Regions from separate parts of the Homo sapiens genome. Here regions 1, 2 and 4 are each linked to region 3. The links are chromatin contacts, found by Hi-C or POLR2A ChIA-PET in ENCODE. All regions are on one chromosome and are shown on one strand. Each heading gives the region's core, a stretch centred on a gene start or an enhancer-like site at or near the end of the contact. The rest is flanking DNA. Distances are from core to core; before and after follow the strand shown.

What was found. Hi-C counts contacts between places; a loop is a spot of excess contacts on that map. ChIA-PET counts read pairs that join two places held with the same protein, here RNA polymerase II (POLR2A). Pooled maps may share reads with other maps.
Region 1: a loop to region 3 is called in a pooled map, with 2.8 times the contacts of the local background. The contact joins two enhancer-like sites. A Hi-C loop is called at or near these places in 1 of 37 single-sample maps with no recorded cell type and 3 of 50 pooled maps. POLR2A ChIA-PET finds 5 or more read pairs at or near these places in 1 of 52 experiments (activated CD8-positive, alpha-beta memory T cell).
Region 2: a pooled map shows a loop between it and region 3 (26-fold over the local background). The contact joins two enhancer-like sites. A Hi-C loop is called at or near these places in 3 of 37 single-sample maps with no recorded cell type and 8 of 50 pooled maps.
Region 4: a map with no recorded cell type shows a loop between it and region 3 (5-fold over the local background). The contact joins the promoter of CD44-DT here to the enhancer-like site in region 3. A Hi-C loop is called at or near these places in 2 of 37 single-sample maps with no recorded cell type and 5 of 50 pooled maps.

The regions. Positions count from the first base shown.
Region 1 is chr11:35,165,343-35,168,042 of GRCh38, forward strand. The region is part of intron 1 of CD44 (CD44 molecule (IN blood group)); the gene reads left to right. Among named protein-coding and RNA genes, the nearest start is that of SNORD164, 3.7 kb to the left of the region's middle. RefSeq lists a silencer at 217-266 and an enhancer at 687-746. Within about 2 kb of position 1,354, at least 31 of the 41 ENCODE cell types and tissues checked have a DNase peak (open chromatin) inside an H3K27ac peak, as active enhancers do.
Region 2 is chr11:34,649,315-34,652,014 of GRCh38, forward strand. EHF (ETS homologous factor) reads left to right here. Exons shown (of 9, transcript NM_012153.6): 5 at 2,228-2,296; 6 at 2,423-2,491. Among named protein-coding and RNA genes, the nearest start is that of EHF, 30 kb to the left of the region's middle. RefSeq lists an enhancer at 1,330-1,579. Within about 2 kb of position 1,322, at least 10 of the 41 ENCODE cell types and tissues checked have a DNase peak (open chromatin) inside an H3K27ac peak, as active enhancers do.
Region 3 is chr11:36,355,068-36,357,767 of GRCh38, forward strand. The region is part of intron 1 of PRR5L (proline rich 5 like); the gene reads left to right. Among named protein-coding and RNA genes, the nearest start is that of PRR5L, 60 kb to the left of the region's middle. Within about 2 kb of position 1,309, at least 3 of the 41 ENCODE cell types and tissues checked have a DNase peak (open chromatin) inside an H3K27ac peak, as active enhancers do.
Region 4 is chr11:35,136,780-35,139,479 of GRCh38, forward strand. CD44-DT (CD44 divergent transcript) reads right to left here and starts at 1,253. Exons shown (of 3, transcript NR_120528.1): 1 at 919-1,253. CD44 (CD44 molecule (IN blood group)) reads left to right here and starts at 2,392. Exons shown (of 18, transcript NM_000610.4): 1 at 2,392-2,591. The coding sequence starts at 2,525. RefSeq lists an enhancer at 1,557-2,121 and a silencer at 2,032-2,101.

The DNA.
Region 1 (2,700 bases), core at 104-2,603, 1.2 Mb before region 3:
AATCTGAGTTGAGATCTGGGTTTACCAAACTCTCCGTAAGACTTTGAGTCTGTGAAACTTATGTCCATTAGTTTCTTCACCTTTTAAATGGGTCTGTAGTACCTACCCTCTGGGCCTCACAGGCTGCTTTTGGGTGTGAAAGTGCTTTATAATTGGTGAAGGAAACTGCTACGTGGCAAGAATAGCAAAGCCTGATGTACTTTAATCCATTCGGTTCTGCTGAGGGTGGAGCCCCAATGTGTCTTAATTCATATGAGGTTTCTGAGAAGCTTTTTGAGATTTTAATACTGTCCCAGGTATGCACATCAACCTTCTCACTTTTATCCCCCAAGCTCCAAAATTTCATAACTTTTTATTTCATCTTGGGTGGCAGGAAGGCAAGGTGTGCCTGGGGGAGCTACAGGGAGTTATTCAAGGTCACATAATTAGCTTATAATTAACAGAGTTTAGGCTAGAACCAGTGCATCCCACTCCCAGATGGGGGCCCCCGGCTTATCTCAGCATGTCAGCAACCCATGAATCAGCCCTGAAATATAGATATTACCTATGAGTAACAGTTTCTCATCCTACCTCAACTGTTACGAAAGTCTTCCCTCAAACTAAAGCTAAGCAGTTCCACAAAATGCCAGCTATAGACATTAGCAGAAACTGTATATTGATTAGGTGATGTATCAGTCATTGTAACTACCCAGAAAAAAAAATACAATGACAAAACCAAGTGGCCCAACCTTATTTTCTACTTGCAAGAGGAAAAACCCTATTTGGGCCCCAAGATGCTTTTTTCATTTCATTTACCACATCCTGGGTTTGTGCTAGTCAATCTGCTAAATCAATAAGATCCGAAAAAGCAGAAAACAAAGATCGTGAGGCCAGAGGATTTCCTGATCACCATGGCAACACACAGGGGTGGGTACTGTGGTTTCTCTGCCTGAAGACGCACTCGTCAAAGACTACTTGGTGTTACAGAATTCTGGTGCAGTGAAGCAACAGTTCTGGGACATATACTTTCTTTTGCCAGAAAGACTCTGTTGGATCCAGGACCAGGAGTGGGGGGTTAAACAGTTCTCCATACCCTCACCTCCAAGTCCCCATCATCCCATTAGGAGACAGGGACAGTACTGTTCTCCAAACTCTCAAAACAACCCAAGAGCTTTCTAGGCTGTGCATTGGGTTGATCATTTGGTGGCCTTGGCTGAAGGGCCAGGGTAACAGCTAGGAGAACCCTTGGGATTCTTCTCCAATGTGACAGGCCCCTCCATGTTGGTTCAGCGTTGACTGCCATGACAGGCTCCAGGCTCCACGGAAAAAAGGCAGAGAAATCAGGGGGTCCAGCCAGGCGCCAAGACGTTGGGGTGCCTTGCATTTCTAAGTGCCAAGTGATGAATAGCTCAGTTGAAAGCAACCCAGGGCACATTCTGGAGGAAATTCTCTGGGTATGATTGTGCATGACTGTTTTCTCTGCTCATTAAACCCTCATCTGCCTCCAGGGCAATTCCGGGAGAGACTGAGTCACTCAAGACTCATGGTCTGCACTGGGCAGCCAAAGGCGATTCGGCCACCAAGTGTGATTCTGGCCTCATTCAGAAGTGGATGCTAAACAATACACCCTTTCACCAGGAGCCCATCACATGGGCATCAGGAGATGGGGGCGAGTGATGTGCCAGCCTTCTAGACTGGCAGGCCTGGGGGGCAGCAGAGGGCACAATAGCTAGAAAGACTCCCAGATGAAAACTTCTGGGCTTTGAAGCCTTCGAACAAATGAAGAAGAAAATGACTTCTTCGTGTCCTATTAAGACAGTGAGTTGTGGCTTTTTTGAGAGCAGCTTGCTCAGACCTCTTATGAAAGATAGATCAGTAGCAACAGCACTGGTGTAGGAGTCAGAAATCTGCAATTATGAACCACTGAGTTTTGTGTGTGTGTGTGTGTGTTTTTGTTTTTGTTTTTTGTTTGTTTTGTTTTGTTTTTTAACTTGCTGGAGGACCATACTCGGCTATCCTTGATTTTATTTTCTCCTGTGTCACAAGAGAAATTGGTTAGAAGCTTCCCATTGTGCCTCCTGGCTTTAAAAATAGATAATCCAATTAACAATAATGCTTTAAAACAACAAAACCTTGTCCTTTTCCCTTCCTACTTCTGATCAGAACCAGCTCAGTAAGATTTATTAGTTGTGCAATCTGTTTTGGACATGAGCTCAGCAAATCAGAGGACAGAAATAGAATCCTGGCTTTTTAATGATAAACACTGTAAAAATAAAAAATTTGGAGAGCTTACCAGTGCTTCTGGCTGCCCAAGTGGTTTGTGTGTGGTTGACTCCCAGGAGCTCAATCACTTTGGGTGCAGTCCACCCAGAGAGCTATGTTCCAGCTACATCAACCTGGAGCCTTAGCTTGGTCAGTCTAGATTTTTGGGTTTGGCTGCAGACATCTCGTAATGTCACAAGGACAGCCTGTGTCCTTGGTGACCCAACCCTGGGCCAACCCCAAGTCCTGGAGTCCTCTCCTAAGAGCCCTGCCTAATTGTAGAGAGAGCATTCAGGCTGTAAAGGGCAGGAGGCCTGGGGGCTACGACTAGGTTTGGGCTTTCTAAATTCCCAAGAGTATGATGGGAAGACCAACAGGCAGAATCAGAGAGAAGCAGTCAGCCCACTGCTGGGGAAAGCCAGTCAAGGTCAAGACTTCAGAATCTCCTCTCTGGAGAGA
Region 2 (2,700 bases), core at 72-2,571, 1.7 Mb before region 3:
CTCCTACTCCTGGTTGTGGCATCATCCAGACCTCAGGCCAGCAGCCAAGGAAAAGCAGAATATATGGTGGGCCTCCCCACCTTAAAAAGTGTCAGGGGAGTGGCCAAGTTTGGAAAGAGAAGAGGAAGGGGCAATGTCTCCTCTTCTCTCCCTCCTCCCTTGATGGGTGTGTGTTTCACAAAAAGGGTGAATATACTAACTTGGTATTGTAGTTAACAAATTTTTAGGGGCCCTGGGGAGCTTCTGCAGAGATGTACAAAGGTACCTGCAACCCAGCTCCTGCCTTAGGTGTGTTTTTATATGAAGGACAAAATGCTGGGCTCTGAGCAGAGTCTACAGTCCCATAGCATCTACATTCATTTTCGTTTCCTTTCCCCTGTCCTAAATCTCTCTCCTGGAGACTGTCCTCCAAAGTCCATGAGCCATCATAAAACTGTGCAGCAACTATTGCTCCTAAGTCACTCCCCATGTTCATGCCTGGGAGCCTGGGAGCCACGTGGGCCAACCAAGCTTTCCATAGACCTCCCTGAGGATGTGTCCCAGTCACCAAGGACAGAATTTGACCTGCAGGTGATTTGTGAGTCACTTGGGGCCAAAATTGGCCCATGCAGTTATTTACCCTTTCATAAGTGGGCTGGCCTACCATTATTAAAGAAAAAAGCAATAGCTGCTAAGCATGCAAATTAGGCTTTGCTAGCCCTGCCTTTCTCTTCAGAGGCCAGGGGATGGGCCATCTGGATGTTCTGTGCTTTACAGGCCTGGCCTTGCCCTAGAGATGGATGCAGGACTTGGTCAGGAGGATGGCACCCCCTCCCCTGCTTGACCTGTCAGATAGCCCCACCGAAGGAGCCAGGGTAATACTGGAGAGGTCCCAAATAACTTGATAATTCCTTCTTGACCATCCAGACATTCTTGTGTTGCCAGTTCAGAAAAGCTGAGTGGAAGGGTGGAGAAGAAGGTCCACCCTAGGAGGAGGGGAGAAGAAGCTCATAGAGGGGCCAACACCCCCATACCTCTTTGGTTCAGTTTGTTTTCAGAGACAACAACAGGTGTACAAGGTGACCCAACAAGGAGAGAGGGTGTAACCCCAAGAGATTGGGCTTGGGGTGTCCAAACATGTAGCTATTAGCTAAAATACCGGCTAAATCCCTATGTCGTAAACACGAGGACTTAGCCAGTAAGTCAGGTTTTGTATCATTTGTGCTATAAAAACAAAATGAAACTCAGTCAGTGGCTTACACCCCGGCCCTAAAACTCAGAACCCAGCAAGGAGGGGAGCTGAGGGTAACCTAGGTCTGCGGTGAGGAGAAAGCAGGAAGTTTCTGGTGAGGACGAGGTGAGAGATCTTACAGCTTTTGGCTAGCCAAGAAACAAAATGCTTCTGTTGGAGACCAGCCCAGATCTGGGGGTTGCGTAGGAGTTGAGCTCCATTTGGGGTAGGTGGAGGGGAGTTCCCTTTGAATCTGAAATCTGAAGAGTCAGTCAAAGTGAGAGGTGTTTACCGCAGCACACAGAAGAAAGAGAAAGAGAGACAGAGTACAAGAGCACTTCTTTTCTGCGATGGGGCAGTGGGGCTTCACTCTTAAAAGGTGTTTGTTTGATTTAGTAACACAGTCCACCCCTTCTCCTTGGTTTTGTTTTGAGAATTTTATGTCATCCTTTAAGCTAATTGGAAAAATCCTAGAGGGAGGGGGCTGTCACCCAACTTGGATGACAAATCTCTGGATTTCAGCAAGGAAGAAACTGTGATAAGATTGACAAGACTCTTCCTGAAAGAAATATCATTAACCCCCCAAGGCCTCATTAATTATTTATTATACATTTAAATAAATTAATCCCTAACAAGGCCTTCCCCCCCACCACACTCTAGGGTAAAAATATTCTGGTGATTATGCAGTAGAATGCAGAACAAAGCCAAGCCAGGTTAGGAAAATTCCCAGGAACCACTTGGTCTAGGACAGGTTCCCATTCTTGCAACTTCTCTCACTTCCCTAAAAATGCAATAGGTACAGAACACATGGATGAGGCCATTTCCCCGAGGATGCTGAAAGGAAAATTAGACAACATTATTATAAAGTAACGCAGCTGAAGCAGAATCATATCCCTTGTCTCTGAGGACCACTCCTCACCCCCCATACTTTGTTGATGAACAATGAATTAGAAAACGCAGCCTCTTCTCCCTGGGGAAAAGAGATCGCTGACTATTCTCCTTCTCTATTTTTTGTAGAGCCTTCCATCATGAACACCTGGAAAGACGAGAACTATTTATATGACACCAACTATGGTAGCACAGTAGGTAACTAACTCCCTGACACTTAAGGCCCTTTACATTCTTATTCAGTTTGTCTAAGAGCCACAGTGTTCTATTGTGAGGTGGGGGGAGGGGGTGCTCTAAATGTCCTTTATCTTTTCATGGCCACAGATTTGTTGGACAGCAAAACTTTCTGCCGGGCTCAGATCTCCATGACAACCACCAGTCACCTTCCTGTTGGTAAGCTGTCATCACATCTGAGGCTGGGTATGCCTAATGCTTAGGGAGAATCAGTGGGAATTACCAACACTCTACATTTCTGCCTTTCTGGAGTCTTTCTAATTAAAGGGCTAGGAAAGGGATGGGGTTACCATTAGACGAGGTTTGCTTTTGAGGCAATATTTGTACATCGAAGATGACCCGTAGGGATCCTCTAGGCAAAATGTTGG
Region 3 (2,700 bases), core at 59-2,558:
TGAATCTCAGGTGATTGGGTCATGGAGCCCATACCTCTCAGATATTTCTAGAGACCGTCAGCAGAGGGAGGTCTCATCTGCCTCAACAGGTTTACGAATTGATCCACTTTAAGGAAGGATGTCCAAGACAGCAATGTTTTACGGTGGCAAAGAGAAACATAAACTTCAGAGCCTAAACTAACATTTCTATTTGGTGGATATGTGAGTGAAGATTGCAAACTTAATCTCTTCTTGTTCTCCTTGGATTTACAAATATAGCATCAACAACAACTCACATTTACTGAGAATGCAATATGTGGCAGACAGTTCTAAGCATATTGCACTTTCACCAAGACTCTGTGAACTAGTTAGTGTTATGTGCCCATTTTATAGATTTAGAAGCGGAGGCACAACTTGCTTAAGGGACCCAGTTAGTGAATTGTACAAGCAAGATTTGAACCAGGTAGTCTGACCCCAGAGCCCATGCTCTGCTTTGCTTTGCTTTTTTTTTTTTTTTTTTTGAGACAGAGTCTTGCTCTGTCACCCAGTCTGGAGTACAGTGGTGCAATCTCAGCTCACTGCAACCTCTGCCTCCTGGGTTCAAGTGATTCTCCAGCCTCAGCCTCCCAAGTAGCTGGGATTATAGGTGCGTGTCACCATGCCCAGCTATTTTTTTTAATTTTTTTTTAATTTTTTAGTAGAAATAGGGTTTCACCATGTTGGCCAGTCTGGTCTCGAACTCCTGATCTCAGGTGATCTGCCTGCCTTGGCCTCCCAGAGTGCTGGGATTACAGGGGTGAGCCACCACACCCAGCCCCATGCTTTTAACTACTGAATTTACAAACAGCCTATTAACACCTGATCTTTGCTTTTTTTTTTCTTTTTGAGACAGGGTCTCACTTTGTTGCCCAAGATGAAGTGCAGTGGCACAAACAGCTCACTGCAGCCTTGACCTCCCAGGCTCAAATGATCCTCCAGCCTCAGCCCTTCAAGTAGCTGGGACTACAGGCACATGCCACCATGCTCAGCTAATTTTTGTATTTTTTGTAGAGTCTAGGTTTCACCATGTTGCCTGGGCTGGTCTCGACCTCCTGAGCTCAATTGATCTGCCTGCCTCGGCCTCCTAAAATGCTGGAATTACAGGCATGAGCCACCATGCCCAGCCAACACCTGATCTATTTTTAAGTATCAAAGCTTCTGTATTATTATGATGGCTGTCACTAGTAGGGAAGCATGATCATTGACATCAAGGATAATTGTGACCAAGTAAAAGCCATTTGATTTAGCAACAAGCAGATCATTGGCCTCTGAGTGGGTGGTTTCTGTAAAGTACTGGGGTGGCAGCCAGACTGTGAGGCCTCAAGGGAGTTGAGGGAAGTGAGAAAAGGGAAGCCTCCAGGGTTTACAGGCATACCTTGTTTTATTCTGCTTCGGTTTATTGCACTTCACAGATATTGTGCTTTTTACTGATTGAATGTTGTGGCAACCCTCTGGCCAAGTCAATTGGCCCCATTTTTCCAACAGCGTGTGCTCACTTTATGTCTCTGTGTCACATTTTGGTAATTCTCACAATATTGCCAACTTTTTCATTATTATTTTATCAGTTATGGTGATCTATCATCAGTGATCTTTGCTGTTACCATTGTAATTGTTTTGGGGCACCACACACTGTACCCGATAAGATGGCACACTTAATCCATAACTGTTATATGCATTCTGATTGCTCCATTAAGTGGTTGTTCCCCTGACTCTCCCTCTCCTGGGGCCTTGGTATTTCCTGAGACACAATATTATTGAAATTAGCCAATTAATAATGCCACAATGACCTCTAAGTGTTCAAGTGGAGGAAAGATCATGTCTCTCACTTTAAGTCAAAATCTAGAAGTGATTAAGTTTAGTGAGGAAGGCATGTTGAAAGCTGAGATGGGTCAAAAGCTAGACCTCTTGGGCCAAACAGCCAAGTTCTGAATGCAAAGGAAAAGTTCTTGAAATTAAAAGTGCTACTCCAGTGAACTCAATAATAATAAGAAGCAAAACAGCCTTATTATTGATATGGAGAAAATGTTAGTGGTTTGGATGGATGATCAAACCAGCCACAACATTCCCTTACGCCAAGGCATAATTCAGAGCAAAGCCCTAGCTCTCTTTAATCCTATGAAGCCTGAGCAAGGTGAGGAAGCTGCAGAAGAAAAGTTGGAAGCTACAGGAGGTTGGTTCATGAGGTTTAAGGAAAGAAACCTGTCTCCATTACATAAAAGTGCAAGGTGAAGCAGCATGGGCTGATGGATAAGCTGCAGTAAGTTATATGGAAGATCTAGCTAAGATCATTGATGAAGGTGGCTAAACAGATTTTCAATGTAGGCAAACAGCTTTCATTGGAAGAAGGTGCTATCTAGGACTTTCATTTTAGTAAGAAGTCAGTGGTTGTTTCCAAATCTTCAAAGGACAGGCTGACTCTCTTCTTAGGAGCCAATGCAGCTAGTGACTTTAAGTTGAAGTCAGTCCTCATTTACCTTTTTCAAAATCCTAGGGCCCTTAAGAATTATGCTAAATATACTCTGCCTGTGCTCTGTTAGGGAAACAAGAAGTCCAGATGACAGCACATCTGCTTACAGCATGTTTTACAGAACATTTTAAGCCCACTGTTGAGACTACTATTCAGAAAAAAAAAAGATGCCTTTAAAAACATTACTGCTCATTGACAATGCACCTAGTCACCCA
Region 4 (2,700 bases), core at 3-2,502, 1.2 Mb before region 3:
TATGTTATGCATATTTTAACATAACAATGATAATAATTTTAACTAAGTACGTTGCCTCCTTATTTCCTACAGGGTCAAGTTCAAACTCCCTGGCATAGCTTACACCTTGTAGTCCCCATACCTGTAACCTCATGTCTGCTATCTTCCCCCAGCCCCTTCATCTGATCTATGTTCAGATCAGCTCACATTGCTCTCTATTCTCTGGACAAGCCATGTTCTTTCACTTTTCTATGCTCAAACACAATTTTGCTTTTAGTAATGATAGCAAACACTTATTTAAAGTGCTTACTGCATGCATATGTAGACATAAATCTACGGCTTAATACATGCAGGGCTTTTGAGTCATTTAATCCTCACCAATTCTATGAAGTAATAGAATTGTAATAGTAATAATAGATACTATTATTAAGCCCATTTTATACTTGAGCAAATTGAGCTAATTGCCTTAGGCAAGGTCACACAACTAAGAAGCAGCCATAATAGGGTTTGGATCTAGGTGTTCTAGCTCCTGAATCCATGCTGTTCGTCACTACACTGTACTGCCTGTGGATGACTTACTTGTCCCTGTAGTTTCATCTGAAGAATTCCTCCTCCTTTTCCTTTGAGGCCTGCCTCAAATATCACTTCCCCTGTGAAGACTGCCTGGTGTTCTCCAGGAGAGAGTGTGACTCCCTTCTCTAGGAATGGTAGCACCCCAAACACACACATTTTGCAGCATATTTCACCTTGCATGGTAATGGCCTGCTTGTGAGTTTTATTCCGTACCAGAGGGTGAGGGCTCTGAAGATAGCGCCAGGTCTTATTTACCTCGATACCCCACAACACTCATTACATGTCTGATGAATGAATGCATAGGGGGATGGCTGGGTGCATTTCTCTCAACTTTTCAATTTCTTGAAATAAATAACAAAATCTTACCTTCCCTCAGAAGTCCTGGCATGGTTCCTTTCATCTTGCCACAGCCACTGATAATCACTTTCATTTTCTGTGTAACTCACCAGGCAAGAAGTCCATGCAGATTTACTTTTAGTAGTTCACATGACAAATAAATACTGCGTTTGATTTCCAAACATTAAACCATAGTATATTATAGATAGATATAGAGTTATCATTCAAAGTATGATATTTCAATCTCAAAAGGCTTCCCCTGAAGAATATTACAAACTCTTCCTCTCTTTAAGATCTGCTGGGTAGGAAAGATGGGAGAAAATGAATTAATGTTTACACAGAAAGGAGGATAATGGGGGCAAAAATAATAGATGAACGTATGGGTGGATGAGAGAATGGATAAAATGATAGGTGGATATGTTGATCTTGGACAGATGGGAAATGAGTGGATATATCAATAAACAGATATGTGGGTGGATGGGTGGAGAAGAGGATGGTGGATGGTTGTGGTTTTATGAAGAGATGTGAAAAAGGAAGTGTGGAATGATGGATGAGAAGTTGTATGGGAAGATGAATAGAAGAATAGGTGGTTGAATAAATTAAAAGGTGTGTGGTTGGATGAATGAATGAGTGGGATGATAGATGGACCTAAGTGGTTAGTGGATGGACAGGAGGATGGATGGATGTGAGAGCCCCAGAAGGACATAAGGAAAGATGGGTGGATAGATGGATGGGCGGATGGAAGGATATTTAGGAGGATGAATGAGCATGTGTGTGGAGAGAGGTGCCCATTCACACTGGCTTGAACACATGGGTTAGCTGAGCCAAATGCCAGCCCTATGACAGGCCATCAGTAGCTTTCCCTGAGCTGTTCTGCCAAGAAGCTAAAATTCATTCAAGCCATGTGGACTTGTTATTGAGGGGAAAAAGAATGAGCTCTCCCTCTTTCCACTTGGAAGATTCACCAACTCCCCACCCCTCACTCCCCACTGTGGGCACGGAGGCACTGCGCCACCCAGGGCAAGACCTCGCCCTCTCTCCAGCTCCTCTCCCAGGATATCCAACATCCTGTGAAACCCAGAGATCTTGCTCCAGCCGGATTCAGAGAAATTTAGCGGGAAAGGAGAGGCCAAAGGCTGAACCCAATGGTGCAAGGTTTTACGGTTCGGTCATCCTCTGTCCTGACGCCGCGGGGCCAGCGGGAGAAGAAAGCCAGTGCGTCTCTGGGCGCAGGGGCCAGTGGGGCTCGGAGGCACAGGCACCCCGCGACACTCCAGGTTCCCCGACCCACGTCCCTGGCAGCCCCGATTATTTACAGCCTCAGCAGAGCACGGGGCGGGGGCAGAGGGGCCCGCCCGGGAGGGCTGCTACTTCTTAAAACCTCTGCGGGCTGCTTAGTCACAGCCCCCCTTGCTTGGGTGTGTCCTTCGCTCGCTCCCTCCCTCCGTCTTAGGTCACTGTTTTCAACCTCGAATAAAAACTGCAGCCAACTTCCGAGGCAGCCTCATTGCCCAGCGGACCCCAGCCTCTGCCAGGTTCGGTCCGCCATCCTCGTCCCGTCCTCCGCCGGCCCCTGCCCCGCGCCCAGGGATCCTCCAGCTCCTTTCGCCCGCGCCCTCCGTTCGCTCCGGACACCATGGACAAGTTTTGGTGGCACGCAGCCTGGGGACTCTGCCTCGTGCCGCTGAGCCTGGCGCAGATCGGTGAGTGCCCGCCGCAGCCTGGGCAGCAAGATGGGTGCGGGGTGCTCAGCGCGGACCCGGCGGCAGCCCCTCCGGCTGAGTCGGCCCTGGGGGACTGGAGTCAAGTGAG